Linked DNA regions of Mus musculus: all the other regions are linked to region 2. Evidence: chromatin loops called from intact Hi-C (ENCODE). Cell type or tissue: heart. All regions are shown on one strand.

Evidence for each region. Peaks named below come from ENCODE experiments on the same cell type or tissue, not always from the same donor. Only the 100,000 strongest peaks of a DNase experiment are listed, where the experiment ranks them.
Region 1: it touches region 2 in a loop (2.0-fold over the local background); 6 of 42 quality-filtered maps call a loop at or near these places.
Region 3: it touches region 2 in a loop (1.8-fold over the local background); 5 of 42 quality-filtered maps call a loop at or near these places.
Region 4: a loop joins it to region 2, with 2.0 times the contacts of the local background. A loop is called at or near these places in 4 of 42 quality-filtered maps.
Region 5: it touches region 2 in a loop (2.6-fold over the local background); 2 of 42 quality-filtered maps call a loop at or near these places.
Region 6: a loop joins it to region 2, with 2.2 times the contacts of the local background. A loop is called at or near these places in 3 of 42 quality-filtered maps.
Region 7: it touches region 2 in a loop (2.0-fold over the local background); 6 of 42 quality-filtered maps call a loop at or near these places.

What each region holds. Positions count from the first base shown.
Region 1 is chrX:12,075,497-12,079,496 of GRCm38, reverse strand. The region is part of intron 1 of Bcor (BCL6 interacting corepressor); the gene reads left to right. Among named protein-coding and RNA genes, the nearest start is that of Bcor, 3.1 kb to the left of the region's middle. In heart, no CTCF peak of the experiment used is centred here; DNase peaks (open chromatin) are centred at 636 and 2,276; H3K4me3 peaks cover 3,056 bases; H3K27ac peaks cover 2,693 bases; H3K27me3 peaks cover 3,218 bases.
Region 2 is chrX:11,663,093-11,667,092 of GRCm38, reverse strand. No RefSeq gene overlaps it. Among named protein-coding and RNA genes, the nearest start is that of Gm34187, 130 kb to the right of the region's middle. In heart, no CTCF peak of the experiment used is centred here; DNase peaks (open chromatin) are centred at 1,322, 2,242 and 2,622; H3K4me3 peaks cover 1,898 bases; H3K27ac peaks cover 3,794 bases; H3K27me3 peaks cover 1,951 bases.
Region 3 is chrX:11,799,467-11,803,466 of GRCm38, reverse strand. No RefSeq gene overlaps it. Among named protein-coding and RNA genes, the nearest start is that of Gm26314, 49 kb to the left of the region's middle. In heart, a CTCF peak has its summit at 2,039 (motif pointing left); no DNase peak of the experiment used is centred here; H3K27ac peaks cover 340 bases; H3K27me3 peaks cover 2,174 bases.
Region 4 is chrX:11,727,203-11,731,202 of GRCm38, reverse strand. No RefSeq gene overlaps it. Among named protein-coding and RNA genes, the nearest start is that of Gm26314, 120 kb to the left of the region's middle. In heart, no CTCF peak of the experiment used is centred here; a DNase peak (open chromatin) is centred at 2,492; H3K27me3 peaks cover 1,546 bases.
Region 5 is chrX:12,153,646-12,157,645 of GRCm38, reverse strand. It overlaps a transcript of Bcor not described here. Among named protein-coding and RNA genes, the nearest start is that of Gm46687, 63 kb to the right of the region's middle. In heart, a CTCF peak has its summit at 1,585; a DNase peak (open chromatin) is centred at 1,625; H3K4me3 peaks cover 2,245 bases; H3K27ac peaks cover 2,999 bases; H3K27me3 peaks cover 3,402 bases.
Region 6 is chrX:11,996,709-12,000,708 of GRCm38, reverse strand. No RefSeq gene overlaps it. Among named protein-coding and RNA genes, the nearest start is that of Gm34301, 3.4 kb to the left of the region's middle. In heart, a CTCF peak has its summit at 1,534; a DNase peak (open chromatin) is centred at 1,528; H3K4me3 peaks cover 1,318 bases; H3K27ac peaks cover 2,803 bases; H3K27me3 peaks cover 3,607 bases.
Region 7 is chrX:12,085,526-12,089,525 of GRCm38, reverse strand. It overlaps a transcript of Bcor not described here. Among named protein-coding and RNA genes, the nearest start is that of Gm46687, 5.0 kb to the left of the region's middle. In heart, a CTCF peak has its summit at 1,968; DNase peaks (open chromatin) are centred at 525, 1,085, 1,865 and 2,415; H3K4me3 peaks cover 3,468 bases; H3K27ac peaks cover 2,878 bases; H3K27me3 peaks cover 3,175 bases.

The sequences.
Region 1 (4,000 bases), 410 kb before region 2:
GCCGAGCGTCGGGAGTCAGGCGGGGGGGGGGGTGCTGGGCTGGAAGCTGGGAACCTCGTCTCGGCGTTACCTCGCTAGCAGGAAGGGGAGGGCGGCGGGTTCCCGTCTGCTTTCTTTTTCGACTCGGAAAAGAACTGTAAAAACCCCCAGCCGCCGCCGCTTCGTCTGGCCTCTCCTGGGGCCCGGCGGTGCCTCCGAGTGGAACGCCGGCTTGAGCGTGCGCTAGTGTGTGCGGCGGGCGCCTCGGACCGAGCCGAGCTCGACCTGCCGTCGTCGCTCAACTCCGGAGGGGAGTCCCGGGTTTTTCCTTGGCTTGCCCCAAAGCGTGAATCACGTGGAATAACGGGGGCGGGGGGGGGGGCCTACTAGGAAACAGCGGAGAGCCGGAGATTCGGAATGGGCCAGTCCGGCGACCCGTCAGGTCAGATGCATTGTTTTGTAAATGTTCTTTTAAGATTCTAATTCGACCCCCCCCACCTCCATCCCTTCCCTTCGGGAGGCGTCCCAAGGCAGGTTTTAAGTTCGGAGCCTCCTGGAGCCCTTGTAGACTGCTTGTTTAGGGACGGCGTGGGGGAGCGAGCAGAGCCCTCGGCTCTCCGCTTGGCTGTACGGAGCCTGGTGGGAAGCCCCGATGGGCGTGTGAAAGTCTGCGGCCCCGGGAAGTTGGTCCCACTCGGAGGGAGGGCGACGCGGAGGCTCCAGGCGAAGAGGAACTCGCGCACCGGGCGCGATCCTCGGCTGAGGCGGGGAGGGCGAGGCGGCACAGGGCCAGCGCTTGAAGCAGGCGGGAGGCTGCGCTACGGAGCCGCCACAAACTCGGGGGCTGCGGGCTGCGGCGAAGAGAGCCTGCTATTTTCGAAGAGAGCCTCCGAGCGCCCTGAACGGAGTAGGGCGGCTCGTGGCACGTGTAGTCCCGGCGGACTTCTGGCTGCCCGGCGGCTCAATGGAACACGTACCCACGTCCCGAAGACGACCGAACCTGTCCCCTTGTAGGCCGAGGCCGAGCCAGGCTTAATTTGCTGTTAATGAATCTTTTCCAGAAAGTCTGCGACCTCCAGCTAGACTCTGAATACCCGCGCGCGAAGACGCGCGCCGCCGGCGTCTAAAGGGTGGGGGTTGGGGGAATAGAAAAGCGAAGAAGGAACTGGAGGAGGGTTATGTTTATTTAAAAACAAACCTTAAAAAGAAACCAGCGCGCCTCAAATAGGTATTCGTCCTGCCTGGTTGCGTCTAGACTAGACAGACCGGGGTTTTAACTGTAACCCCCTCCCTGCGCACCCTTATTGAGAGAATGCTAGGGATGAGTACTGCTATTTGGTTCTAAGGTTAGTTCCTTGGACGGAAAAAAAATACTTTAAAATGGACCGGGAGGAAAAAAAATGAGGAAATAGCCCACCCCAGAAGGTGGTGGGTGGTGAGCAGACAGACTTGGGTATTTCTAGCCATCTGACACTTCTGTGGCATTGGAAACGGACACCACCACCGGGAGAGACCGACCTGTACACGGTACTGGATTTTGCTAACAGAATTGCTTGTGTGGAAGGTATTTCAATTGTCGACCTCAGAGACACCTATATGTGGACTCTTGGGGGGAATACTCTCTTCTCGACCTTTCCCACTCCATCCCCGACTAGTTACCTGGTCTGGGTTGCAGTGTCGCCTCTGGTGTTTATTTGGGATTGAATTGTGTCGTGTAGACCTACGCGGAGCCGGGATGATTAATATGCCGTCCAGGTTTAATCTGAGGCTGGCCTTTAGTGTGCGGAGTACACCACCACGTACGCGAATTGCCTGCGGTGGTTAGGGGATCACGCGGGTTTCGGTCACCAGGCGCTGGGCGGGTAGGTCTGGACTGGGGCTCGATCGGCCCCAGCTCTCTCCTTTGAGGCGCTGTCACCAGTAGGTGACTGAGAGTTAATTAGGAAGTGTTCTCTGGATCAATGGGCCGCACAGCTCATTAGCGATTCTTTCCAGCCCTTTGCAGGGCCGGCCTGGCCTCCGCCTCCCACACAGCCCGGGCCCCCGCGGTCCCTGCTGCGGAGAGTGCCGCTGGGAAGTGGGGAGGGGTGGTCAGTGAGGGACAGCGGGCAGGCCAGAACAACTTCGCAGGGCCGTGTGTTGCGTGCGCCGCCGCGAGGTCCCCACAGCCCGCTCTTTCTTCCTGCTCGCGGCCGCCTCCACTGTGTCTTTAACTCGCTCTAGCTCGCTTTGCTGCCTGGCTGCTCCTCCCCGCCTCCCTCGCCTATCTCTTGTTCTCTAAGCACGACGCCTGTGCTCCCCGCCCAGTTTGGGATTAGACAAGATAAAAATAGGACTGCCCAGCGCGCAGAGCTGTGACAGTGCCCGGGTAGCCGGGCTGATGCGAGCGCAAGGGGTAGGGTCTGGGGAAGACTAGCAGGGTGCTCGGGTCGGCCAGATTCTTATTGGACCCTCACCTCCTACCCCGCAGGCGCCGTCACGCTCGCTGGACTCCTTCCGCTGTGAACCGTGCGGGCCAGGGGGACCTGAGCAGGGTCTCCGCGCTCTCGCGGGTGTTGTTGGTGTGCGGGTGATAGATCGGTCTAGACAGGCATGCAGACTCCCTCCCGGCTGAAGGACGGGGGGTGGGGGGCAGTGGAGTCGGCAGCCGACTCCGGAGAGCTGTGAGCTAGCAAGCTAAAGCTAGCCTGCCGACCCAGCAAGCCGGGCTTGCTTGCCGGGTGGAAGGCAGATTGAGGGGGTGTCTCTTAACCCTTTAAGTGCGGTAAATAGTTTAATGGGGGGAGGGACAATGAGTCTTGTAAAAGTGACTTATTAGAGTGGTCTGCGGGGTGGGGGCCTGGGTTCTAGACCCACTCGTGTTTTCCTTTCTCTTCTGTGTGCATCCGCCCATTCTTTCACAAATCGAATGCAGCTGCTCGACAGAGTACTAGCTTGACCTAGTACTCCTGATTCTGGGAACTTTGACCTCAAAATGGGCACCCTCGCCTAAGAATCTGAGTTTCTGAGCAGACTATATAGACCTCTCTGTTTCCAATGGGGACCTGAAGCATGTAGGGGGATACTCAAAGTGAGAGAAGGTCTCTCTGACCCAGACGCCTCCAGATTAAAGCCCCCCCCCCCAGCCTGAGATGCCAGGCCAGCAAATACAGCATGTATGTATTGGTGGCAGAACACAGCATTCCTTGAGTTGTCCATAAATACTTAACCACGAACTTGTGAATAGTTATAATCAGACATGTGGGAGAGACAATCCAAATTGGAGATGGTCTGGACACTTAAAAAAAAATTCTATCATTCGTGTATCGATGACCTAAAATTTACTGCAGCTCACCATAAGTTAGTCTAGTTCTATTCGGGGCTGGATATTGATAGGTAGGTTCCCCTATATAGAATTAACTTATTCCCTCCCTCCTTTCCCCCTTAAAAATGTGTGGCCTAAGGTTCCTCTGTTTACATTTAAACTGCAAAGCCATGCTGGTCAGGCCAGGAAATGAACTTCATTATATGGCTAGCCAAAGAACCTAAGCAGTAGAAAGGGAATCTCAGATTAAGATGTATCTCTGAATGACAAGTGCTGGGACAAATCTAGAGACTTTGGTCCCAATGTCCTAGTAGAAGAGATGCCCAGGAGATAAAGAACTGGACAAGAGCAGAGTAAACACGGGTATGTAAATGTAGACCATGTATAGTGGTATTCTAAAAGAAAAACTGTAGATGTCATGAAACTGGAAAGTGGGGCAGAGTTTCCATGTGTTGCAAAGACAAAACCCATTTAAAGAAGTAAAGAGGGTCACTTGGGAAAGCACAAAAGGCACGCATATGCATACATACCCTGTGCTTAGATACAGGGGCCTAATTACCAAGACCTCCCCTTTGCCTTGAGATGGACTTTTCACTAGTGAGACTGATTGAAAGTAAGAGGGGAGCCAGGGCGTGGTGGCGCACGCCTTTAATCCCAGCACTCAGGAGGCAGAGGCAGGCGGATTTCTGAGTTCGAGGCCAGCCTGGTCTACAAAGT
Region 2 (4,000 bases):
CCAGAGCCACCCCAGACCAGTGGCTTTTGGGTGGTTTGTCTCACAAATTTAAAAAATGAATTTCGCAGACAATGGGGGGGGGGTTAGAAAGGAGTTTTATTGTAGGTTAGGTGGGAGAGGAACAAGGAAGGGCTCCTGAACAGCAGGACAGTCCAGAGAGAAAGGTTTCTCTTCGCTGCGTTAATAAGGCTGTCAAGCATGGTGGGCTATTCAGTCCAGCTGTCCCACCCATGAGGTGTGAGTGTGTCTCTCTGTTTGGGTCACATCCCACGGAGCTTCCAGGCAATGGGGGCTCACTTAGGTTGTGTAAACGGAGAGGAAAGCGTATAAGAAGCCAAAGCTCTCTTCTGGCATTTTTGGCCTCTTGCCAGGGCAGAATCTAACCAGGAACTGAGGGGAGTGCCTCAACGACAGAGGCCAGGCCAGGACCGGGGCAGGGCCTTGTCCTACCGCCCCACCCCCACCCCGTTCTCCTGAAGAAGCTACTGCGGCGGCGGGGGGGGGGGGCGGCGGGGGGGGTGGGGTGGGGGGAGCTTAGAAGACACCGGAGTAGCATTTCTCCGACCTTCTCCAGTCTTCTCATCTCCTGCCCATCTCCTGCCCATTTTGTCCCCGGAAGGAAGTTCCAGAACTAGGAAGGCCACAGAAACTAGAACCCTTCTCTGCCAAACCTGGAAGGGGAACTTTGTCCTTCTTCCCTAAAGCTCCTCATCCCAGACAAACCCCACCGAGCCTGAGGGCAGAGAATGCTAGAAAGCAAGCCTTGTCTGGCTTCCCTCTCGGCCGATTAGTACGACAGCCCGATCCCATTTCCACAAGACTGTCCATTCTCCACTGAACCCAAATACAAATGATTTCTCTGGGAATTTAGACCTTCAATCTGAAGGCTCTTGTGTCATGTAAAATGTCAATTAACTAAATTTGTTACGCTTTTTCTCTTCTCCCTACCCTGTTATTTGTTCTAGGGATACCACTGTGACTCTCAGGATGGCTTAAGACTCTCCACCACTCACTTTCTGTCCCTACAAAGTTGTACCTTAATAATAGAAAAAATCAATAGAAAGTGGACATCTTCCAACTGGTTACTTTGGTGAGAGTTGCCTTGAAAACCCAAGGGAAAGGGTTCTAGATAGGGAGTCTTCAGAAGAAACTGCCCACTTCCTCTGAGAGGTGACAGTCTCTCTTCAGGCAAATGATGCTGGAATGCCCCCGGGACTGCCCTCAGCTGCTGATGGTTCTCTAAGGTCGTTCTGGGGCCAGCATGGGGCTTTCCCAGAAGACCCACAAGTCCCTAAGGCCTTTCTTTTTCCTGCATTCCAAGTCTGAAAGCTAGCTGCAAGCCCGGCTGTTCACAGGAAGCTTCCGTGACTTGGAGTCTCACATACTCTAGAGTGGGTTGGAACTGGGCTTACTGGAGGCAGTAGGAACTGGATGGAGTAAAGTCCACAGGGCCAGTCTGCTGGCATTCTTGGCAGTTTGAGGCTGGGCCACAGGAGGAGTCACTATCCTGGGGCAGTGGGGCTTATGGTCAGTTGTAGCTGCTGGGCGGGCTTCTCGAAAGCGGGTAACCTAGCTGGAGACCAGCTTAGCTTCCCTGTGTCCCTCCATCTCCCTCAACCCTTTAAAAGCTCAGCGGGCTTCTGTTAACATCTTCCCGGCCTTGGAGAGGGGGTTAACACCAGAAACCCCACTCTCCACACCTCCCCAGCAGGAAGTCCCCCACCGCACTCTTTGACACAGACAAGCCCACCCGACCGGCTGTCGCCCGAGCCCGCCAAGCGTAGCTGATTCTGATCCAGTGTCATTAATTTCGAAACCCGCGTGGGTTTCATCAGCATTAAGGAGAAGCTGGGTTCGCTGCCGCCCCCGCCATCTTCCCTCTCCACCAGTGACCGTGTCCTCAGGGAAGAAGGGGACTTGTGGGCGACCCGAGTTCCCCAAGCAGCGCGATGAAGCCCCCCAAAAGACCCCCCTCCCCTCCGCCTGGAGCGTTGAGTCCTTGGCACTTCTCCGGGGACAACAGGGCGGCCCGGAGGGCAGCCGGAGGCCCTGGCACGGCCGCGGGGTAATTGGAGAACCTCGGAGGCCAGATGGGGGTGGGGATGTACCCTGGGGCTGCGGGTCCCGTCCGGCCGAGACCTTGGAGGGGGCTGGCCGGGCACCGCGAGGCCATTAGGGGCTCGGTCGCTCCGCACCCTCCCTGCGGCTCCGCCCGCTCATTAGAGGAGGCCTGGCCGGCCGGTTCGCCTCCTCCGGCCGCCAATTACCCGCCCTGCTGGCTCCCAGCGCGCCGCGGGGCCAGACAAAGGCGCGGGCCGCGGGCGGGCGGGGGAGGAGGACGGGGGAGGGGCGGGGAAGGGAGGGAGCCCTGGGCGCCCGCGCCTGCAGAGCCGCGGCGGCGGCGGCGGCGAGATAAGGGCTGCTGGGGCGTCGCGCTCCAAATGGAAATGAATCCAGCGAGCGGGCGCGGCGGGCGAGCCCAGCAGCCAGGCCCCCTTCGCCCCCGCGGCTTTAGCTCCACGACCCCAACAAGTCTAGAGACCCATCCACCCTTGGCACCCGGAGTGCCAGCCACCCCCTTCCTCCCTGAGCTGTTGCTGCCCGTTGAGAAAGTGCTGGAGCGAGGGCACGCCACGTGCCTCCCTCTCCATTGCTCCGGAAACCTCGCCGGGAGGGTTGTGCTTAGCTCGGTGAAGCTAACCAAAGCCTTCTAGGCTTGCTTGCTCACCACACCCCTCCTCCCCAGAGCTAGTCTGGCACAGCCAAGTTGGGGGTTTGGGGGGAGGGGGTATAGGCATGGCAGCGCCTAGCCTTGCTGATGGTCAACCCCCCCCCCCCGGGCCCCGCTTCTCTTTCTTTTAATATTTGCAAAATGAGGCTTTGAGAGGCGAAATTATTTTTTTCACAATTCCACGGGTTAGTGGCAGCATCTAGGCCATAGTTCGCAGCCTTCTAACATTTTCAATATCCTGACTTTTCCAGGGGAAAAAAAAAATAAAACGCAACCCGCGTAAATCTTCACTATGATATTTTCAGCTGTCCTTTGCAGAGCCTTTCTCACTGGAGTGGCTTTTCGTGTGAGGGAAAACAGGCTAGGACCTCCCAGCTAGTCACAATGACTTCCGCAGAGGACATTTAGTTCCTCAGGTTGCCTTCTGAAAACCATGGATACTTGTTCATTAATTAAATACAAGATTATTAGGCAGGATATAAGCTTTGGTTTCCAGAATCGGTAAGCCAGGAGGGCCCAGGTTTGGAGCCTGAGTTTGTAATGTGCCCTGCCCTAGTTCTCCTGTCTTGGGGGTGGGGTGGGGAGGGGTGAGGCTAGGAGACTCCTGGGGTGCCACAGGGAATTGCCCATTGTTCTTTGGTGACATCTGTCTCCCTGGCTGCCAAAGGCTTTAAGAGGCAGCTTCCTTTTCAGTCCAGCACAGGGACAGTACAGTGCTGGAACAGTCCTGGTAAGGGTCAGGGAGACTCGAGCCTCAGGGCATGCCTGTGGGATGAAATGTAGACCGCCCCAAATGAAGACAAATGTCCCTCAATAAAGTGCTATTCCCAAGGGTCCTCCTTGCTGTCTGCTGTCAGCAAGGTTTAGGGCTCCTGAGGTCAAGGTCTTCCTCCTAGCCCGTGTCCCCCCCCCCCCACACCGCTCCCAGGCTACTTAGCTTCACACAGAGAATACCCAGTAGGGGCCCTGGCCTCCTCCTCCTCCTGCCTCAGAGAGCAGGCACTAAGCCAGAGGCTGAGGGAGCTAGCCAGGGAAGCTTGATGCAGATCATTCTGTCCTCTCTGGTGAAGCACCACCAGGAGCCAGGCCATGTCTGCTGGAAGAGAGGAACCCTCCTTCATGTGCATGCCAGGGAGAACCTGCCTCACGCCCCAGTTATCGGTTCCTAGCAGTTGCTGACCTCCTCAAACCCTGTCCTGAATCATCTTACACTCACCCACCGAAAAGGCCCAGCCAATGGCCTCAACGCAACTAACTCCCCAGGTGCCC
Region 3 (4,000 bases), 140 kb before region 2:
AGCTGTGCCCCAAGCCTAAAACCCTCTTATCAGACGCCTACTCTCCCCATTTCGCTTTCAGCTTTAAGCTCCAGGAAGTATGGGCAACCCCCACGGTAAACAAAGGCAAACGCTTTCTTTATCTGCAGCCTTTACTATGCTAATGTTCGTTGGGAATCTTCCGGAGTTGGGTGAGGAGGCCCCCAGCTTTCCATAAGTGCTGGGCCACAAAAGGCCTATGCCTACTTTGCTGTCTATTAACCCAGTGTTGGGGGCGGCGGGGGACTGGGGGAATGCTCCTGGGAATAACAGCCCCTTATGACCCCACTTCCACTTCTGGAACCGGTTTGGGATTTAGCCCTGGGAAGAAACCAATCCTGTTCCTTGTTTATAGTTGGCTGCGAAGATCCAAGTGTGGGAGCCTAAAACTAATACAGGTTTTGTGCTTTTATTTTATTTATTTATTTGTTTATTTTAAAGAAAAGTAGTTTGAAGGTACAAATTACTTCCAGAAGGGGATCGTGCAAGGTCCAGACCCTGAAGTTATTAGTATTCAGGTGAAACCTTCACCTGTGCACAGACATCATCATGGGCTCATGGAAAGCTGGGAACAGGCATGTGCAGAGCGACTGGTTAGCTGGGCTTGGACAGTCTCCTCAAACACTTCCATACAGCATTGCCAGGCCACATGGCCTGCCTGCTTCTGGGCTCACAGCCAGTCTGTGGTTTGCTCTGCCACCCCAGGCCAGGCCTCATACAAGTGAGTGGTCCCAGGCGTGTCCTCTTGGAGCCTAGTGATTGAGGGCAGAACCAAGCTGGCTGGGCAAATCTGTTCCACTTTCCCTCATCCCAGTTATGTTTCTGTACCCTGTTCTGAGTGGAGTAGGTTGATCCTTAATTGGATCCCAGGGCCGGGGCCATTGGCTTCCTGTGGGGTTTGGCCAATGGGAGGCACCATCCGACCAGTAGGAGGAGTTAGATATTGGAGCTTTTGTTTCCCCATCTGGGCAGCAAGTTTGCCAGTGGCTATGTCTCCCTGCCCACCCCAACGCTCACTTAGAGTTCTCTCTCAAGGTGGGCCAGCTGCTCTGGTCTCTAGATGTTTCCTATTTATCCCACGGTGCTTCCTCTCAGCCTTGTGTTTCCTTATCTGTGCCCCCACCCCCACACACACCTCTGACTCTCTTGTTATGTGCCATCCATTCCAGATGCCTCCTCCTCCTGCCAGCCATCTCTCCAATCACAGATGAGAGTCTACCTTGAGTTTCTATTGGTTCATTTGATTGTGCACATGTAAAGGTTGAGGGGTGGGGGATATGTTTTCTATCTTCTTTTGGCTTGGACTTCCTCTTGCTCCGGCTTGCCATGTCACTGGGCATTACTGGGTCGTCTCTGTGGATTCCCCTTTTTCTGAATATTCAGAGAGGTTATGGGAGAAACAGACCTTTCTCAACTTCCTGAGTTTGGGAGTAGACAAGGAGACACTATAATTTCTCAGAATCTGATAGACCTCTTCATGGCATATGAAGTCAGCCACATAAATTATGGAACTTAAATAACGGTCCCAGTGATGGGATGGTAAATGCTGAACAACGGGCTCCCTGCCCCCACCCAAGCCTTGATTTGTAGCATCTGCTGATCGCCGTGGTGTAAATATTCCCACCACAGCTAGCCTGGAGCTTCCCACATGATGCGCTGACAGTGAGCTGCGGGGGGAGGGGCCGGGAGGCACGAAGAGGCTACTCAGCATTGCAGAGTACTTCCACACAGACTAGACTACAGGGACTCCGTGGCGAAAAGACTTGTAGGCTGTGGCAAGGTAGGAAGATGTGAATGTGCAGAATTTGCTTCGAATACGATTTACCCCATTTCAAGTTTTCATTATTTGTATTTAATTTATTTTAAGTTATATTAATGGTGTGTTCAACAACTGACTTGCAAGTTTTCAGAAAATTTAGTGATTGGCTCTTCTAAATCAGCATCCTAAGGCTCCAGCACATGTGGATGGGTTGTATTGGCTGGATGGTCATGGAAAGTTTTCGTCAAGGTAGAAAACAAAGGCAAGGCAAAGCTGGCATTTCAGTTGCGCCACCTTGTGGCACCACCAAACAGCACCATATCCCCCCTCAAGACCGCCCCCCCAATCCTCACTCCCCAACTTTGGTCATGCCATGACCATTTGGGAAGACTAAACATCTTGGTTTGCCTGGAACAAACCCTACTTTAGCTCATTACACTGGATTAACTCTGAGTAGCACCCACTTCATAGTCTCAGAAGTGCCCTTGTTTGATCAATAAAGATGCAGTCAGTCATCCAATCTGTACCTAGTAGATTGCAACTTGTTTGAAGGTCAGGACTAGGTTCTATGTTTTTGCATCCCCAAGCCAAGGAGGCTTTTAACTTATGTTTGTCAAAAGACCGGCAAAAGTGAAGGCTATGGAATAAGTTTTCCTGCCTTGTTGGTTATGCTGATAATCGCTAGGGTTTGGAAATGCAGGGATTTTAGAATAACCTGATTGGCCCTGTTATCCCTAACCCATCGTCCTTGTCCTCTCGCATGAAAAGCCAGGCTGAGAGACGTCAGAGCCTCGTCTCCCAGGGAGCGTGCGGCAGCCAGAGGGTGTTGGTCTGGCCATCTGGTACAGGAACAGTTGAGCCGTGTGGGAGCCCAGCTGGCACGGGAATCCTTGGCTGTCCCCGGCAAACAGCATGGGGAGGAGAGCCGTGGGATCAATAGTAATTTCCTTCAGAAGAACGGCGATGTAGTGTGGTTGGCAATGGCATTGGGCTTTCCCTGGCACGGAGGGCTCTAAATGCAGTTGCTTCTCGTAGCTAAGAAATGGACATGCAGCAGTACGATGGGCAGAGAAGGGAACAAGGGTGGGACTTTCCTGGCCTGAGCCCAGGAGAGATTGCCAGGTTGGCTGTAGAAACCAGCTTTTCTTGTGCTTGCCTGTCATTGGTATAGCCCTGTAGACACTTTGAGGCACTGACAGAGAGGAAATCGTGGAAGCTGCAACATTCCCACGGGCCTGCTGGAACATTCCCACCAGCTTGCTGGCACCTCCCAGGCAGCATCCATCCACTCAGCTGTTGAAGGGAAGCATCAGTGTGTTCTGGGAACAGGCTGGGGCTGAGGTGGGAAAGAGGGATCTATGTCTTCTACTCCTCACTACCCAGATAGGAAGGAGCTAGCCCATGTTTCTGAAACGGGGTCATCTCCCCATACAGAAGTAGTGTTGAGCCCATGGTGCTCATTTCTCACTACCAGTCTCAAAAGGATGGGTCCGTCTCCGGTTGCCTCTGGAAAGATGAGCAGGAGTCTTGCTGGACAGGGTGTGGATGCAAGGTGGGGGAAGAGTGCTCTACTTCCCACTTGGAATTGCCCTTAGCTGATGGCAGTTGGATTGATTGCCTTGACCGCCTAACTTCTGGAAAGCAATTCATTCTGCGACTGGTCTATATGGGGGCATGGAAGCACTTGTCATAGTACTTCAATTCTTGACATCTCTGCATCTCCAGACCATTCCGTTGGCTCAGCTGAAGCCTCTGTGAACAACTGCACTGTAGTTTCATGCCTTGCTCTGCCCTTCATGTGGCCTGCCTCCCTCACAGGTGTTCATGAGAACACCATCGCTAAGCTTCTGCAGATAGGTGTGTGTATCGGGAACTCTTTCCTGGGACACCCAACGGAAGCCGGGGTGTATGTGTGTGTGTGCGATGGTTCTAGGGGCAAAAAGAGCCTCTCTCTCTCTCTCTCTCTCTCTCTCTCTCTCTCTGTGTGTGTGTGTGTGTGTGTGTGTGTGTGTGTGTGTACACCTGGCTAAGGACTCCATTTTCTATATACATGTGTGCAGATGTATACTAAGGGGAAATGTCCTGTTCTGTGGGCCACACCCAGGATGCAAACCAAACCAAACCAAACCAAACCAAACCAAACCAAACCAAGCCCCTGGGAGGAGCTTCAAGTCTCTACAGTTGGTGACCAAGGAGATTTCAGGATGGGAAGTTCCTATGGTG
Region 4 (4,000 bases), 64 kb before region 2:
GAAGTAAGGCCATCTCTGGTAGACCTTTATGTGTAAAGGTGACTCTTTATGTGTAAGATGAGGAGTGAGGACTGTCCCAATGGTTCCTTGGTCTGGAATTATCAGAGTGTGACGGTCGTTGTCGCACAAGTGAACCTATGTGCTCATGGTATCTAATAACAGCTTCTGGATAAGGTCATTGTGGCAGCTGGTTCCCTCGACCTTGATCTTTCCTACTTAGGGCATTCTTTCTTCCTCTTAAACTGTTTGCGTGTTTTGTGTGTGTGTGTGTGTGTGTGCACGCGCGCATGCATGTATGCACAGGAGTGTGGGTGCTTAAAGGCTTAAGATCCTCTTGAGCTGGAGTTATAGGTAGTAATGAGCCACCTAATGTGGGTGCTGAGAATTGAGCTCAGGTCCTCTGGAAGAGCAGCCTATCCATAAACTCTGACTATCTCTCTAATCCCTTCTGCGCTCTCTTTTTTTTTACATCATTTATTTTTTATTAGATATTTTTCTTCATTTACATTTCCAATGCTATCCCAAAAGTCCCCCATACCCTACCCCCCCCCACTCCCCTACCACCCACTCCCACTTCTTGGCCCTGGCATTCCCCTGTACTGGGGCATATAAAGTTTGCAATACCAAGGGGACTCTCTTCCCAATGATGGCCGACTAGGCCATCTTCTGCTACATATGCAGGTAGAGACACGAGCTCCCGGGGTACTGGTTAGTTCATATTGTTGTTCCACCTATAGGGTTGCAGACCCCTTCAGCTCCTTGGGTACTTTCTCTAGCTCCTCCACTGGGGGCCCTGTGATCCATCCAATAGCTGACTATGAGCGTCCACTTCTGTATTTGCCAGGCCCTTTTGTGCTCTTAACACCACTGTTGGATACCCTCGTTAGTTCTCCAGCTCAGTTCTCTCAGGACTCCTGCCTTCTTTTAAGAACCCATAAAATGACGTTGGAACTTTCCAGAGACCTCTGTGGTGGCTGATGACCTATCTATGCTGTCATGCGCGATGTGACAGAGCAAGCAGCTGCTCTGACCACCTGCTGCTCCATAGTAAACTACTCCAAACTTTAGGGACCTGCTCATTGGATATATTCTTTAGGCAAGCGTTATCAGGAATGACTCTCTCCTGTTCTGGTCTCTGTCAGCTTGGGGTGGGGGTGGGGGTGGGGGCTGGGTTATTTGAAAGTCTGTTCACTGATATGTCTGCTGGTTGTTGGTTAATACATTACTTAGAGCTGGTGATCAGAACGCCAATTGGCTTCCCCACATTATGGCTGCAGGATTTCAGGAGTGATGATGTCAAAAGACAGATACCTCTTCTAACCTAGCTTTGGAAATGGCGTCATTCCTACCATATTCTATTTAGAGGAAAGCACTTTCTGAAGGGCACCACATCCGTCTCTTGAGAGAATACATGTCAAAAAATTTGCAACCACCTTTCAAACCCATCAACAGCGCCTCTCAGCTTCCTTTTCTTTACTGCAGGACTTGGGGGCTTATCCTTCATGATGCCTGGTCCCCTGTTTACCTGGTTACTGTCATACCACCTGTCATTCAGTGGTGCCTTTGTGGATACCAGAGTAGATCCAGACTTGCTTGGACCAAGGCCAAGCCAAGCCAGTAGCACTTCACAGGGGACAATAATTTGGTTCGTCTTCATACCGGAAAAACCCAGATCCCTAGCACAACAGCATTTGGTGCAAGTGTCACATAGACCCAAATCAAGGTAGAGGTGACTTCTCTTTCATCTATGGTGGGTGGTCTATGGCTGGCATGGAAATTCTGTTTTGTTAAGTCTATAGGTTGCAGGCTCCTTGCATCCCATGACTCTGACATCTTAGACCGCCAGGTGGACTGGAGACCAGCATGCCATGTTGTGACTAGTGGAAAGGAAGACGCAGAACTATTTCGGAAGGAAGGCTTTCAGAACTGTCACAGGGTACTTCAGATTATATCTCACTGGCCTGAGCCTCTCTGCACCAGTGGGAGCCTGGGAGATGTAGTCTTTATGTTCAGTGACCTTATGCCGAGTGAAATTTCAGCTGTTCTTAGCCTAGGGAAAGGGGCAGAAAGGAGACTGTGGGTCAGGCGACAGATTCTGTCAAACATTAATTAAAAACTCTTATTCACAGGACAGATTTACTTGGTGGTTTACTGCCCCTGGGTAGAGAAAACTAATGGTCTAAAATGGTAAAATATCTTACCCTCTTTGTAGTTCCTTGCATCAGCTTTCTTAGGCATTTCTTCAAGTCAGACAGTTTGTGGGGGGAACATATTGAAGGAGTTACAAATTGCATAATAAAGCAAATACTCGTTTGTGCCAGATAGTGATACCATCCTTTATTTGGCTTTAGAGTGGGAGCGGATGGCAGGTAGCTGTATGGGTGGAGTACAAAAATACCCAAAGAGAGGGTCTGTGCCTGGCAAGAGTGTTTTTTAAATTACCATAAAAGGCTGCTGTTTACTTTGGTAGAAGCTTGTGGAGACTTGCGTCAACTGGCCGGGATGTTTCTATTTATTCCAGTGATATTTTGGATCCTCTAATAGCCTGGTGCTCTGGGCAGCTGCCCAACTGGCCTGCCCAGCCCATTCTGTGTATGAAGACATTTGGAGGAACTTCACAACTTAGAAAAGATGCACTATCTCCATCAAACATACGATTTTTGTCCTCTGTAGGTGAAATGGGTCCACATGTAGTTCCATTGCCTTGCTATGTATGTAAGCAACAGGATTTGTTTGTTAGGGATACTGTAACCAATTGGCATGCATAGGGATGCTTAGAGGATACAAATGCATTTTCTCACATTACTAGCGGTTGAAAGCATAGAGTCAAGGTGCTATAACCCTGTCAAACCCAGGGTGTCCTTTGTCCCTTTTGAAAGTGATAGAGGGAGATTGGCTCCAGGCTTCTCTCCTAGCTGCTGGCAGTTCCTTCACTTATGGCCAAGTGATTCCAATCCCCAAGGACGTGTGTCTGCCTCTAAATGTGTCCTTTTTATAAGGATCCCATCAGATTAGAGACCCATTCTGTACTATAATCTTATCTTAATTAATTGAAACTACAACGACCCTAGTTCCAGTTGAAGTCACAGTGTGGGGTACTAGGAGTGAAGAGGCTAACATACAAATTTGAGAGTATACATCTCAACCCGTATCAGAGACATTCATGTACAGAGTGATTATATATGATTACATATGTACACTTCATACTTGTGTGTGTGCCAACGAGATTGTGTACGTGTCAGTGTATGTGGCTGTATATGTGTGCATGAGACTGTGTATGTGTGCTAGAGCATGTATGTGTGAGAGTGTGTGTGAATATGTGAATGAATGTGTATGTGAATGAGCATGCAAGTGTATGAGCACATGAATATATGTATGTATGTGTGCATGTGTGATCAAGCGTGTGTGTGTGTGTGTGTGTGTGTGTGTGTGTGTGTGTGCATGATGCTTGATGGGCAACTGGACCTTGTTAGGGTCTGAAATTGGCCACCCCAGTTTCATCCCTGGCACCAAGTAGAAAAACACAACTGTTAGTGAAGTAGGTATGCGAAGGCAGTGCAGGGTTCAGCTGGCTGCGGTGGAGGTAGGGTGCTTGCAGAGGTATTTGATGCCTATGTTTTACAACTCAAAGCTCACTGCAGGCGGTGTAGACCACAAAATTCTTTTCCCCTGCAACCAAGAAGTCCAGCACAGGACCACTCCTGGGTAATGAATTCAGCATTCACTGCTGCAGTCAATATCCCCGGTCCTTCCTTTCTGCTCCACCATCCTCAGCCTATTCATGCTGGCCCTTGGTCTTGTCTCTTGTTGCCAACAGAGCTTCCTTAGCTCCTGGAGTCATGTTCCAAAACAAGTTCAAAGGCTTGCTGACAGAATGCTCTGTCCTCTGGTCCTTTGCAAAGAGCCCTGACTGACTTCTTCCTTCTCCTCTTTGGTCATAGTCATGCCACTGGGACAGGAAACAGGACGCCCGTGGCTAGCTTTGACACCTGTGGTGTCA
Region 5 (4,000 bases), 490 kb before region 2:
GGGGTAGATAGAGACTGTACAGGGCAAGCTCCAGAGGTGACCCAGGCTCTAAGGAGCGAACCGTAGAAGCGTCTGTGTTCTTTGTCTTTCGCGGGGCTGGCAGCCTGGCATTCACAGCTCAGATAAGGATCTACTAAGAGCCACAGCCCATCGCCAGCACATTTAAGTGATTAGTCTACCGCCGGTAGCCACTTAGGAGAAATGTCTTGTCTTTGAGAAAGAAAAAAAAAAAGCGGCCTCATGTTATGAGTTGTATTGGACCCTTCAGACCCTTCTTTGCTGCCTGCACACATCTCCCTACCGTGCCAGACAGTAAGGAGAGCCTTTCCTAGATAGGAATCTGACCAATCCTGTTCACATGAACATTATTTATATTTGGGTGTCAGTAAAATGTAGTCCACTAATGGCAGAGGACTTTCCTTTCACCCAGCCTCACCAAGAACGAGGTAGCTTGGAATCGCGTCTTGAAAAATCACCTTGAACAAAGGTGGGCTAGGAGAGTATTTCTGAAAGACCCCTGCTGTGTCCTTCAAGACCGCGGGGAGAGTGTAAAGATGCGGTGTCTGATCCCTGCCTGGAACTTGACAGTAATCCAAACGAAATGAATGCCAGCAGAGAGCCCAGTCCCCAGGCTTGGCTAGCTCTTCCTTACAGTTCTAGCACTCGGGAAACTGAAGCAGAGGATTGCCTTAAAGCCCAGGCCCACCTGGGATCCAGCGTGAGACTGTAAGGGCTGGGGGAAGCTACTCTTTCACACCACCAAGTCAGGCCTTTAAGGTTAAGGAGTCAAGAGATAGTTTGAGGCCATTTTTGCTTTAACTATCTTGTGGACAAAAACAGTGAACGTACTCTCCACTTTGCCCAAACATGCCTCCCGAGAGACCTGGGGTAACTTTAACTTCGGGGGAGAGTGCCCCCCCCCCCTTTACCCATAGGAAGGGAATACAATAATACCCTAGCAAGCATATGTGGCACTGGCGTGGTCTACACACAGGAAGCCTATTCTCCTCTGACCAACTCTATTATGAGGTGGACACTAAGACTGCTTTCCTTGCCTTAATTGTGTCGCCCCTGGGGTCCAGAACTGTTAAGCAGCTTGCCCAAAGCCCTAAGAGGGCCGTGTGGCCTCTCCCACGCTGTAGCCTGTGTGATTTAAGGGTTTTCCCCCCCTAAGGGAAAAAACCTCCCTCCCAACCCTCCCAAAATTTTGTGGCTTAAGATGCCCAACATCTTTGGCTGCCCCCCCCCCCCCGCCGGCGCAAGGAAAACTCCAGACTTAGGTAACAGAATCTACTGTGACTCGTGACTCTGCAGCACAGAAAGGGCCAAGGGAGACAGTGCAAAGGCCCCTAGCCCACCTAGCCGCATAGCATCCGGCAGTCACGTCCGCCGGAGGTGACTAGGGCCTGGGGGTAGCCGATTGCTCAGGAACTCCTTATCGCCTATCTTCAGTGGTCCTGTGAGGCTTAGGTAAACGGCCACCCGCGGTGGTGACTGGTTCGTGCAGGTCCCCCGTCTCCAGGCGCGCCCCTAGGCTCCTCCGGTGGGTCTGGCTAGATGCCCAGTGGCGCCTCCAGAAGCTCCGGTCTTCTCTCCACTTGAGGCGCCAGCCCTGAGCTAAGCTCCCCTGCTTGGAGCTGGAGAGCCCAGTTGGGACGGCTGGATCCGGTTGTTTGCCCTCAATCCAGCCCGATTACCACCAGCTCCCTATTCCCCCGAGCGCGCGCACAAACACGCTTTCCAAGCGCGCTCCAGGCCTCCACTTTCCCTTCCTCTTCCTGGCTCGCTCTGGTGCTTCGAAAGCTCGCGGCGATTGTTTGCTTCGAAGAGTCCAGGTGGGGAAGGCTGTGCCCCTCCCCCCCCCCCCCAGCCCGCATAAGTGCACACGCTGTTAAAGCCTGGGGCGCACAGCCAGGCCTATGGACTCCCTTGTCCCCCGAGAAGTGGCAGCTGCTAGAGAGGATCGATTCTACCCGTGCTTCCGAGAGACACAGGAGTAAAAATAGGAGACCTTAGCCTGTGTCTGAATTTGGGGACGGGAGAGTAAATCCTATCTCCCAAGAGGACTAGTAGGTTTGCACCGCACAGCTTATGTGGACCACAGTGTGACATCCCTACGTGTTCTGGAGAGGCTGAGCGGCCTAGGCGCACTTGGGGGCTTAGTGGTTTGGGGACCCTGGGAGAGACTGTCAGAGGGGGGGCGGAGCAGGAGTCCTCACTCCTCAAGGCAGAACACCTTTTTTGGAACCTTGAAACCCAGGGGAGCCGCTGCCATCTTCCAGTCGCGAGTCGCTCCTGAATGTTTCTTTAAGGCTCCTTCCCGGGTCGCGGCTCTCTCGCTTTCCACAGGCTAGAAAGATAAAGTCAGGGCCGGGGGTTGGGGTGGGGGACTGGCTCACACAACTGTGCTCTCGACTTTGCCTACCAAGTTCACTGTGGTCCCAGAGTGTACCCCTCCTCCCCAGGCCACACCTCGATGGGGGCCTGTCCTGTTTCCTTCCTCGTTGGTTCAAATCTCGAGTTTCATGGAGAGAGGGCACATTATATTGCCAAAGTCACTAAGTGTCCCCCCCCCCCCAAAGTCCCATAAGGATAACCTAAACACAGGATTCCCACACCCCGGGCTGATCCTTCCTCGCCTCCTGGGATTAACTGGACTCACAGGTCCATAAAACACTTCCGGCGGGGCCAGAGGGTCTGTCTGCAGAAACACTTTAAAATAGCCCTCCGTGGCCGGGAGTCGGAATTGACACAGACAATTCCTGTTTTTTTTTTTTTTTAGGCTATGAAGGGAAATCGTCTGAAGCGGGGGGGGGGGGGGGGTAGGGTAGGCAGCTTCCAGAAAACAAACCAAACCAAAACAAAAACGATGCACCATTTTAACCAAATGACACTGATTCAGGGTAGCATGGGTATTCAACGGGAGCAGACAGGTTGCACCTGGCTTCTGACCACACTTCAATGATGAACACAAACACTTTGAAACTTGGGGGCTAGTAGAGGCAGCCTCCCCCTCTGTGAGAGTTAACACTACCTCTGCCCTCCTTAAGTAGATTGAAGAGGCTGGAAGTATTAAAGTGCTTTGCAAAGGCAGCTTGGCCCGTCCATTTCGCTGTGGTCAGGGTCTCTCCCACACATGGAAGGCACCAGAGCTTTGTTAATTAAGAAGTAGAACTAAGACCACCCCCCCCCCATCCCTGCAAGGCTATGGAAGATACAGTCAAGCCCAAAGCACGTTCAGACCAGGAATCCCCACCCCTTTCTTTTACATCACTTCGAATTAAGTTTCTGAAGAATGGGCGAATCTTTGGAATGCTCTAAGAAAAATTCACCATTAAAATTCGAGGTTAATGAGAACGAAAATAGTCCTTTAAAATGGATTAAACCACATTTTAAGACAAGAACCGGAAGAATATAAATTCAAAGTAGCTTCTTGGCCTTGTCCCCCTAATGTAGGTCTGGAGAGCAGATGCTGGTAGATAGCCCACCCACCACACACACACACACACACACACACACACACACACATACACACACACAATCTGGGACCGGGAAGTAGGACTTGACAGATTTGAACAGCAAGGTGATGTAGGTCTGCTGGGCGAAGACCAGGAAGCTAGGCAACGACTTGGCTTAAAATGAATATGAAAAGAAAGACTTAGGCCTGCTGGTGTTTCCTGGAGGCCTAGAACTACTCAGAATGGGGAGGTGAGGGGTGCTCTGTAATCTTCCCTGAAGGATTCAAGCAATCCTACTGGCCTGGGGTGGTGGCCAGGTGCAAAAGGGATAAAGGCCTAGGCAGAGCTTTAACCCAACCTCTCTAATTTGGCGCGGGGTGGGGTTAGAGGTGATGTAGTGGAGAGTCTCTGCTTGAGCTCCACGGGCCTCCCTCTCACTTCCTTGGCTACGCGCGGCCTCTGGCTAGGACTAACCAGCCTCCAGCTCACTGTCCTAAACCCTAAGCCCTTCCCGCCTGGATGCCCAAGCTGGATCCTCAGGC
Region 6 (4,000 bases), 330 kb before region 2:
CAAAATATCACCACTTGCAAATGTTTCCAGTTTGCAAAATAATGGCCTATCCAAAGTAGCTAAGCAACGAATTACTCAAACACTAGAAGGTTGGATGCCAATATTATCACATTCGTCCTGTTCCTCAAACCGTCCTTCTTCTCGGCCATTGGATTTCGGAGGGAGGCTCCCGGGCCTCACACCCCTAAGCCTGCGGCTTCCTTTCAATGACTATTTCCAATCTCCAAGTCAAATCACTTATTAATTATAGAGGCAACTCGAGCAAACCCAATTACCCGTAGGCAACCCTTCCCAGATGGGAAGTCTGTCTCGCTCGGCTCCCACAGTGGCCCAAGTTCTGGGGGGGGGGGGGCTTCTTTTGCGTCCTATTTCTTTTCGTCAGTGCCCCTCCAGCGGCCGGAAATGTTTCTTTTCCCAGACCCTTCTTCCCAGAAGCAACTCCTTTTCCCTACCCTGATCGCTTTCCATCCTTCCAGCTAGGAGACATCCATCCCCGCCCCACAAGAGGCGCTGCCTTCAGGCTAAATTTACTGCCGCGCCAGGTTTAAGCCTTAGGCGTTGTAGACCTGGCGTTGGAATGGCGGAAGCTTGAGACAGAGCCCTATTCATTTGTAAAGGATGGCTGAGGGATTCGCTTGGTTAGCAACCCCTCGCTCCCACTGTCCTCCCTTCAGGCCTAGCTCGTGGCTTCTGCGCACCTTGTTTTGCAGGAAGCGTGCCAGAACTCCGACAGGCCTTAGCCTCGGGTTTGTGTGTGGTGGTGGAGATCTGACTAATGTCACCACAGTTGTGGCCTTGTGGCAATAATGATTTCCACCAGGATATTGTGCCAAGCATGTCACCTACTACCCATATGTATCTCTTCCCAGTCCAAGCAGCCACCCTTAGATGGGCGTCATTTCTTCCACTTTGCAGATGTAACATCCAAGGTTAAGAAACTCGCTTCAAATCACGCAGCTAGGTGGAAATAAAGCCTTAATCCAAAACCCGAGTTTTCATTCACAGCTTCAAAGACACCTTCCGGAATTGTAGAAGCCATAGGGGGCGGGAGGGGGGGACTGTTAATTTGGTGCCGAGGACGCCTGCCTGGCAGACTAAAGCCCTCTGAGGTTTCGGGCTAGAGATTTAATCGTGCTCTGGGACTAGGAAAGGACACACGGGTCAGGGGGGCACCCGGATTACTGGCACCCGTGAGATTGGAGAGGAGTGGGGGTTGCTGCGTTGGTTGGGGCTGGGGCTTTGCAAAGCCTCGGGGAAGGGTTTGGCGGCCCTTTCACCATCGGCAAAATCGCTCCCCAGGCTGGTGGTGGGGAGGACGACGGCCTCGCCCCAGCGATCTGGGCGGCTCACGGAGAGCCAGAAGCCTAGGGAAGTCCCCAGAGGCCGCCGGCCGCCGCCGCGTTTCCGCGGCGCCCTCGCTAAGATGGAGCAAGCAGTTGTGCGGAGGAGGGAGGGGAGCCGGAGAGGGATGCGCGGGCGAGCTGGTAACCGTCTGCAGCGAGGAGTGTAATTGCCCCTGTGACCGCGGGCGGCGAGGGCGGGGCGCTCTCCCAGCCTCCTCCCTCCCACTCCGCCGCAGGCGCGGAGCTGGCCGCCTTTGGCTGAGACGCGAAGCACCTAAGGGGCTTGGCCCTGTACCGCCTAGCGAGGCCAGCTCGTCCGCGCTCCGGTCCCGCGCACACATCAAGTCCCTAAGATCCCAGGCCGGAGCAGGCCACAGCTTCCCTCTCCTTCAGGGTACGCCTTGCCCAGGCCAGGGGCTGACGATCAGATTACACTGGGTGACCCTGCCTGTCCATTCCCTAGAAGGGAAGCAGCAGCTTTCACGGTCTTGCATTTCACCCCCATCCCCCACCCTCCCACCCCACCCCCCAAAACAAAACAAAACAAAAAACTGAGGGCTAAGGCTGCTCTGCTCGACAATAGGAGAAGAGGAGAGATGGGACCTCAGAACAGAGCGCCCACAGCCCTTAGCGTGTACACTTTGCCTTTTGATGAATTCCTGGCCCTGGGCCCCCGCCAGAGGTGGAGAAAGGGGCCCCATAACCAGCCAGAGTTTGTAACTCTGTGTGGTTTCTGGTTTTTTACTGCTCGTTTGAAATTGTTCCATAGGAAAATGTCTGCCAAGGAGGCCTGAAAGGCCTGGAGCCCCGCTCCACCACCCGGGTGCCAATGTGCCAGCAGTGAGTGTGCACGAGTGGACTCGCGCCTGCGGGCCCCGGGAGGGTTGGAGGGAACATTTTACCCTGCAGCAGCGCTGTGAGCACGACATGCAACCTTGAACCTGGTACCCACGGGTCCCCTGTGCTGCGGCCTTGGCCCAGACTAGCACCCCAGTGCGCCTCTCATGCCTTCCTTCTGCCCCCAAGGCAGGCACTGTTAACCCAGGCAGGTGACAGCGCTCTGGCGCCCATCGTGCCGTGGTCTTTATACCTCGTGAGTTCAACACTAATGAGTTATGGGTTGGCCCACGAAAACATAATGTGTAAATTAGGAATTTAATGATGTGTAAGATTAAAAGCTGCGCAGGGTTGCATTTATTTAAGGCTGCCATCTTGTGTTCGCAGAGAAATTACTTGAACGACATTGACCTCCTTCGCCCATGTGATTGGGATTGGTGTGAGGGCTGGGTGGGGTCTGGGAGGGTCCCATGTGTTGGGACTTGAGTCCTCTTGGGCTCTTGCAGGGCCAGGTTGTGCTCTGGGGAGGCAGAGGGCTCACTTTGTGTGAACCCCTTGGTTGGAAGCCTGCCCAAGGCCAGATAAAGCCCCTGGTCTTTTCCTAGGTCCCAGGTTCGCAAGGCATCAGGGGTTGCCAATTCCTGGGATATTCCCTACACCTTCTAGTCTAGATGCTCTCTCCTACTGTACAGGCTATTTCCCCCCTTTTGTGTCAAAGCTGGGAAAATTTAAGGCAGATTATCCTCTGTTTTTATGTCCTTAGAGAGGGCTTCCTGCCCCGTGTAGCATCCCTGGGCCCAAACCAGAAGCACCAGGCCCCCATCCCCTCCTGGCTAAGGTTTCTGAGATGGAGACAGTCCTTCAGTTTTCTCCTGCAGTCCGACTGTCTCAAGTGCTCCTCCCATCCAGGGGATACATAGGAAACTGTACCGGGCAATGCTGGGCAGCCCTGGGGTACATACAGAGTTCGCCTGCTTGGGAAGGCCAACCACAGTGCACTGAGAAATGTGGACTTTCCTCCTTAGCACACAGCTGAAGCAGATTGGGAAGACCTGGAAGAGGAAGTAAAAGCAGACATGGAAAGGTTGGGTTCATGAACTTTGGTTTCGGAGTGAAGGCTTGTTTTAGCAAATGGCAGAGTAGCCGAGTGCCTTAGGGACTTTGGGGTGGGGGTGGGGGTGGGGGTGGGGGTTCTCTGTAGCCCCGGCTGTCCTGGAACTCCCTCTGTACACCAGACTGGCCTCGAACTCACGGAGATCTACCAGAGATCTACTTGCCTCTGTGTCCCAAGTGCTGGGATTAAAGGTATGTGCCACCACTGCCTAGTGGGTGCCTAGGGATTCAAAACAAAACAAAACAAAACAAAACAAAACAAAACAAACCCAACCCTCCCTGTGGCTGTCTTCTAGGCTTTGAAAGGGTTAATGGGCACACTGCCACTCCTGGTTTCTCTGTTTGCCCAGGCCCTAGGTCTTACCTAACCAATTGCTAAAGGGTTATATAACTGTAGAAGTTTCTCTTCTTTCCCACTGGCTGGGAGTCTCAGAAAACCCCTGCTTAAGTAATCAAGATAACCTTTTTAAAATTCCTTAGGGTCCAAGAATTTTGGTGTCCTCCTCTGTAGTTCTGTTTGAAAAAAAGAAAAAAAAATAAGGGGGGGGGTGGAAATGGGGAGAAGAGGAGAGTCTGTAATCTCTAATATCCACTGAAGCCTGCCTCTTTGGCATACATACATCGTCCAGATAACCTTTATAAGTGTGCCCCCAAGTTTCTGAGAAAAGCTTCTGCTGGACACTGGCCAGGGAGGGGAAGAGGAGCCA
Region 7 (4,000 bases), 420 kb before region 2:
TGAACCGAGGGAGCAACACTGAGCCCCCCCCCCCCGCGCTTTGCAAGGTCTTCCCAAAGGCATGCTAAGTGAGTGTGGGTGAGGTGGCCAGCCACCGGGGACAAGGTTTTCTGTCATTTGTCCTTTGAGTCCATGCTTCCCTCTTGTTGCCCCGTACTCTATAAAGAAGGCCTACAGTAAATGAGTAAGGTTCCAGCCAGCCTTTTGAAAAGGAGAATCACACGCTAAACACTTTACTTCGATCCTTTCCTTTATTCACTGACTGAGAAACAGGGCCCCGAAGGACCAGACGAAAGCCAAGTCAAGTCAACGCACCAAGGATCAAGGTCATTGAGTGCCAAAAGTCTGGGGTCACAGACAAGAACCCTGGTCTCTTCGAAGGCCCGTGGTCACAGTCCCTGTGTCCCAGGCCTTCTTCCTGGAGCGCTGGGGCCTCTCAGGAGAGAAGCGTCGGCGGGGCGGCTTGTCTGTGAGTGGAGGTGGGGGTTGGAAGGCGGTGGCGGGGAACCCAGCAAGAGAAGTTTCCACCACGCTCTGCTCTGTTGCTGCCAAAATCCCCTGGCCCCTCCCCGCCCGCACTGCCTTCCGTTGCCACCACAAGTTTGGTTTAACGAGAGAGCTCGGGACAAAAGCAAACCTTTTCTATAGACCCTGAAAACAAAGGGGAAAGAGACGCGCGAGGCCGCAGAGAAGCGGCTGCTAGCGTAATGGTGCCAGGCCGAAAGCAGAGCATTAGAACTGCAAAAGCCGCGCGGGCGGGAGGAAGTGCGAGGCAGGAGGCGGGAGCGCCGGGAGGGCGGGCGGGGGAGGGGCGCTGCGCCATGTTTCCGTGTCACCCGCCGAGTCGCCGGCGCTGGGCTCGGCCGCCGGCTCCCGCCTGCCTCCGTAACGGCAGAAAGCGTGCGATTAGCAGCCAGACAGGCGGGGACTCCGGGCCCACGGGGCCGCCGCACACGCCGCCCGCGGTCCCGGCCCGCGCTCCCCTCCCCCTCCCGCCGGGTAATCCTCCTCCTCGCTGCAGCGCTGTGTGCACTCTCATTAGAGCAGGGTGGCTTTTCTCTGCGCACTCGCTCGGCTCCCGCTGGCAAAACAACGCCTTCCCCGGCCGGGCCCTGGGCCAGGGGAGTCGGGGAGGGCCGGACGGGGGCGGGGTGAGGCTGGGACAGCCTCGCAGGTTAGCTCCGCCGCCGGTTCGAAAAGATGGGGAGGACCCTTTGGCCCTCCCCCACGCGCAGTGCCAAAGCCGAAGGTCCATACCAGACTCTCTGCCCCTCGGGAGAGGGGGGAGATGCTGGTGCCATCCTGACCTACTGCCGTCCGCGGCACGAGGCCAGAATGCGTGGGGCAGATGAGGGTGTCTGGGTTGAAGAGCGGGAGTGGACACTGGGGAAGGTTCCCACAACTGGTTTTTGACCCGTGTGGCTTGCTAACGACCTCTTAAGGCCAGAAGCTGGATTTCAGGTGTTGTTGCCCTAAGACCCTCAGGGAGATCAGTGCCCTTTCTGGCTTTGGGGTTGACCGCCCAAAATGAGTAGGAAATGGGTGGGGGGAGACTCCAGTGCTCCGGAGCGCCCCATTTCTGTTCCGCGATCTCTGTACACAACAGTAGACAGCTTCTCCCCGGCACCTCGCGCCCAGCTGCAGGGCTCGGGAGCAGGTGTTCCTGCCTGGCCCAAGTGGCGGCTCAGCGCCCCTCCTGTCCCAGCTGCGGGGCCCAGAGAGGAGGGAGGGGAAAGGCGTGTTGGTGGCGGTAACTGGGAGGGGGGGGACGTCTCGCCGGACCTTGCCTAAAATGGGTCCATTCCGGGGTGCGGACAATCGCCTGGAGCCTGGAGGAATCTAGGAGGACAGACGGCCAGCTCCCGTCTAGGACTGCCCTAGGGGCCAGCACTGGCCGTTCGGGGCGGCGGGAGGGCTTCCGGTCCCCGTGACTGCGGCGGCGGGGCGGCGGGGAAGTTCCCGTCGCGGCCGCGAGGAGCACCCTCCCCTGGCTGCCGCCGCCGCGCAGCTCTCGGAGCAGCGCCCTAGGAACCCCGGGGCATCGGGCGACGTCGCCCTCGCCTTGTGAAGGGATGGGGGCTTCAGGGTGTTCCTCGATCCCCGCCCCGCCCCAGGGACCTGAACGCGGGATCGGGGACCCTGCGGGATCGGCCGCGCGCCTCCCAGCCCCTCCTCGCCGCTGCCATGGCGGGCACGTGAAACGCAGCTCGGCGCCGGGAGCCCGCCGGGGAGCGGCCTGGCCCGCCCGCTCCTCTTCGCAGCGGGTCCAGGGACGCGGAACCAAGTCGGGCCGGGTCCCGCCGAGCTCTCCGCGGCCCCGCACCCCATCCCTGCCCGAACCGGGCCTTGAGGTCACGCCAGACGACTCGTCCAAGGGGAACTCGGGCTGACTAATGGGACGCTTGTGGGCCTCCGGAGAGGCCGGGCTGGCAGCAGTGCCCGCTCGCTCTGCGCTGACGCTGCGACCAGGCTCTTCGGGGAAGGGCGAGAGGAGGGGTTTCCCCGACCGGTGGTTTCGGCTCCCTGGGGACAATCCGGCTGCGGATGGCTCTGGGCTTTGGGTCCTGTAGCCTGATCCCGGGCCCGCAGACTGGAGGTGCTTACGGGAAGAAGGTGCCTCAGAGCTCTGAGCCTGTTGTGGGGTCTCCTTTGCTTGCTATCTTGGGCCAGCAGCTTTATTGGGGGGGACGGGGGGCGGGGAGTTGCAGGTCACCTTGAGGGCGTGGGCTTAGATACCAAAACCTTCAACAAATAGAAAGTCTTCCGGAAATCCCTCAGTGAGGAGAAAACAATTGATAAAACTCAGGGAGAGTCCAGTTTAGTTGGGAGTTCTCAGGGTCTGGGCCCTCCCCGCCCCCCACTCCCGATTACAGGGTCTTGTGAAAATCAACAGAGTTTTTTTTATTTTTTCCAACGAACAGCCACCTCATTGTTGACATAGTTATTATATGGCCCTCCCAAATATAGCTACCTGTTTGTTTTAGTTTCAGCACATCCTCTCGATGGTGAGACAGAAATATAGACCAGTAATAAAAGATAAACATGTGTCAGATGCAGAATAAGTCCTCATCGCGCATCCCTGGTTTTGAGTTTAATTACACTAGAAATCCAGTCCTCCCACGAGAAGGCCTGAAACCCTGCAGTAGAGGTGCGACTTTTCCTGGAGAGCCTCGCCTTTGGAGAGGGGTTGCTGGTGGAAGGCAGTTAGGTTTTAAATGTCACTTCCAAATGAAAACGCTTTCCGTCAGCTTTTTTCTTTTTTTGATGCAGTTTTCGAAAGGAGCATTTTTTCGAGATAAGAAGTGACCGATCAAAATCGCTGAGGGGAGGTTGTAAGCAGCCGCTTTGCCCCAGCTTAGCCTTATCTTATCTTTCACACTTGCATGGCGGAAAAAAATTGGCTTATCTTTATCCCCACCCCATTCTCGCCTTAATTGCTAAAAAACACTGGTGTGTTAAACGGGCAGGAAGGAGGTCTCTGGATTGTCAGCAGAACAGGAAGATTCAAAAAACTGTGGGCTCCTGGGGAAAGAAGAGGGTGACAGAGTGTATTTTCCCCCCCCCTTGGCCTTTCTTGTACAGTGTGGAGGGTCCTGTCCCAGCTGGAAGGCACCATGATCAGATTTTTTTTTTCTTTTTAAAAAGAATTAAAACCAGTATGGCTTTGGCTTGGGCATCTTCCCGGAGCCTCTTTTTTTTCTCGACACCCTGTTTACCAACCTCTCTCCTTCATCCCCTCCCCCTCCAAACAACAACAACAACAACAACAAAAAAGGTCAGTGGGTCTCTGATTGAGACTCCCTACCTTCATCCTCTCTCTTCTGTGTTGAGGGGTGGGGGTGCCGGGTTGGGACGTGCAGCTTGCTGGAAATCATTAAAATATATGCGGGTGTCTGCAAACACACACTTTTAAATCATGGCGTTCCCTCTCCATGCTGGTATATTTAAACTCCAGAGCGAGCTGGATCCCCTTCCTTTCAGTCGTTTGTCTGTGTCACCG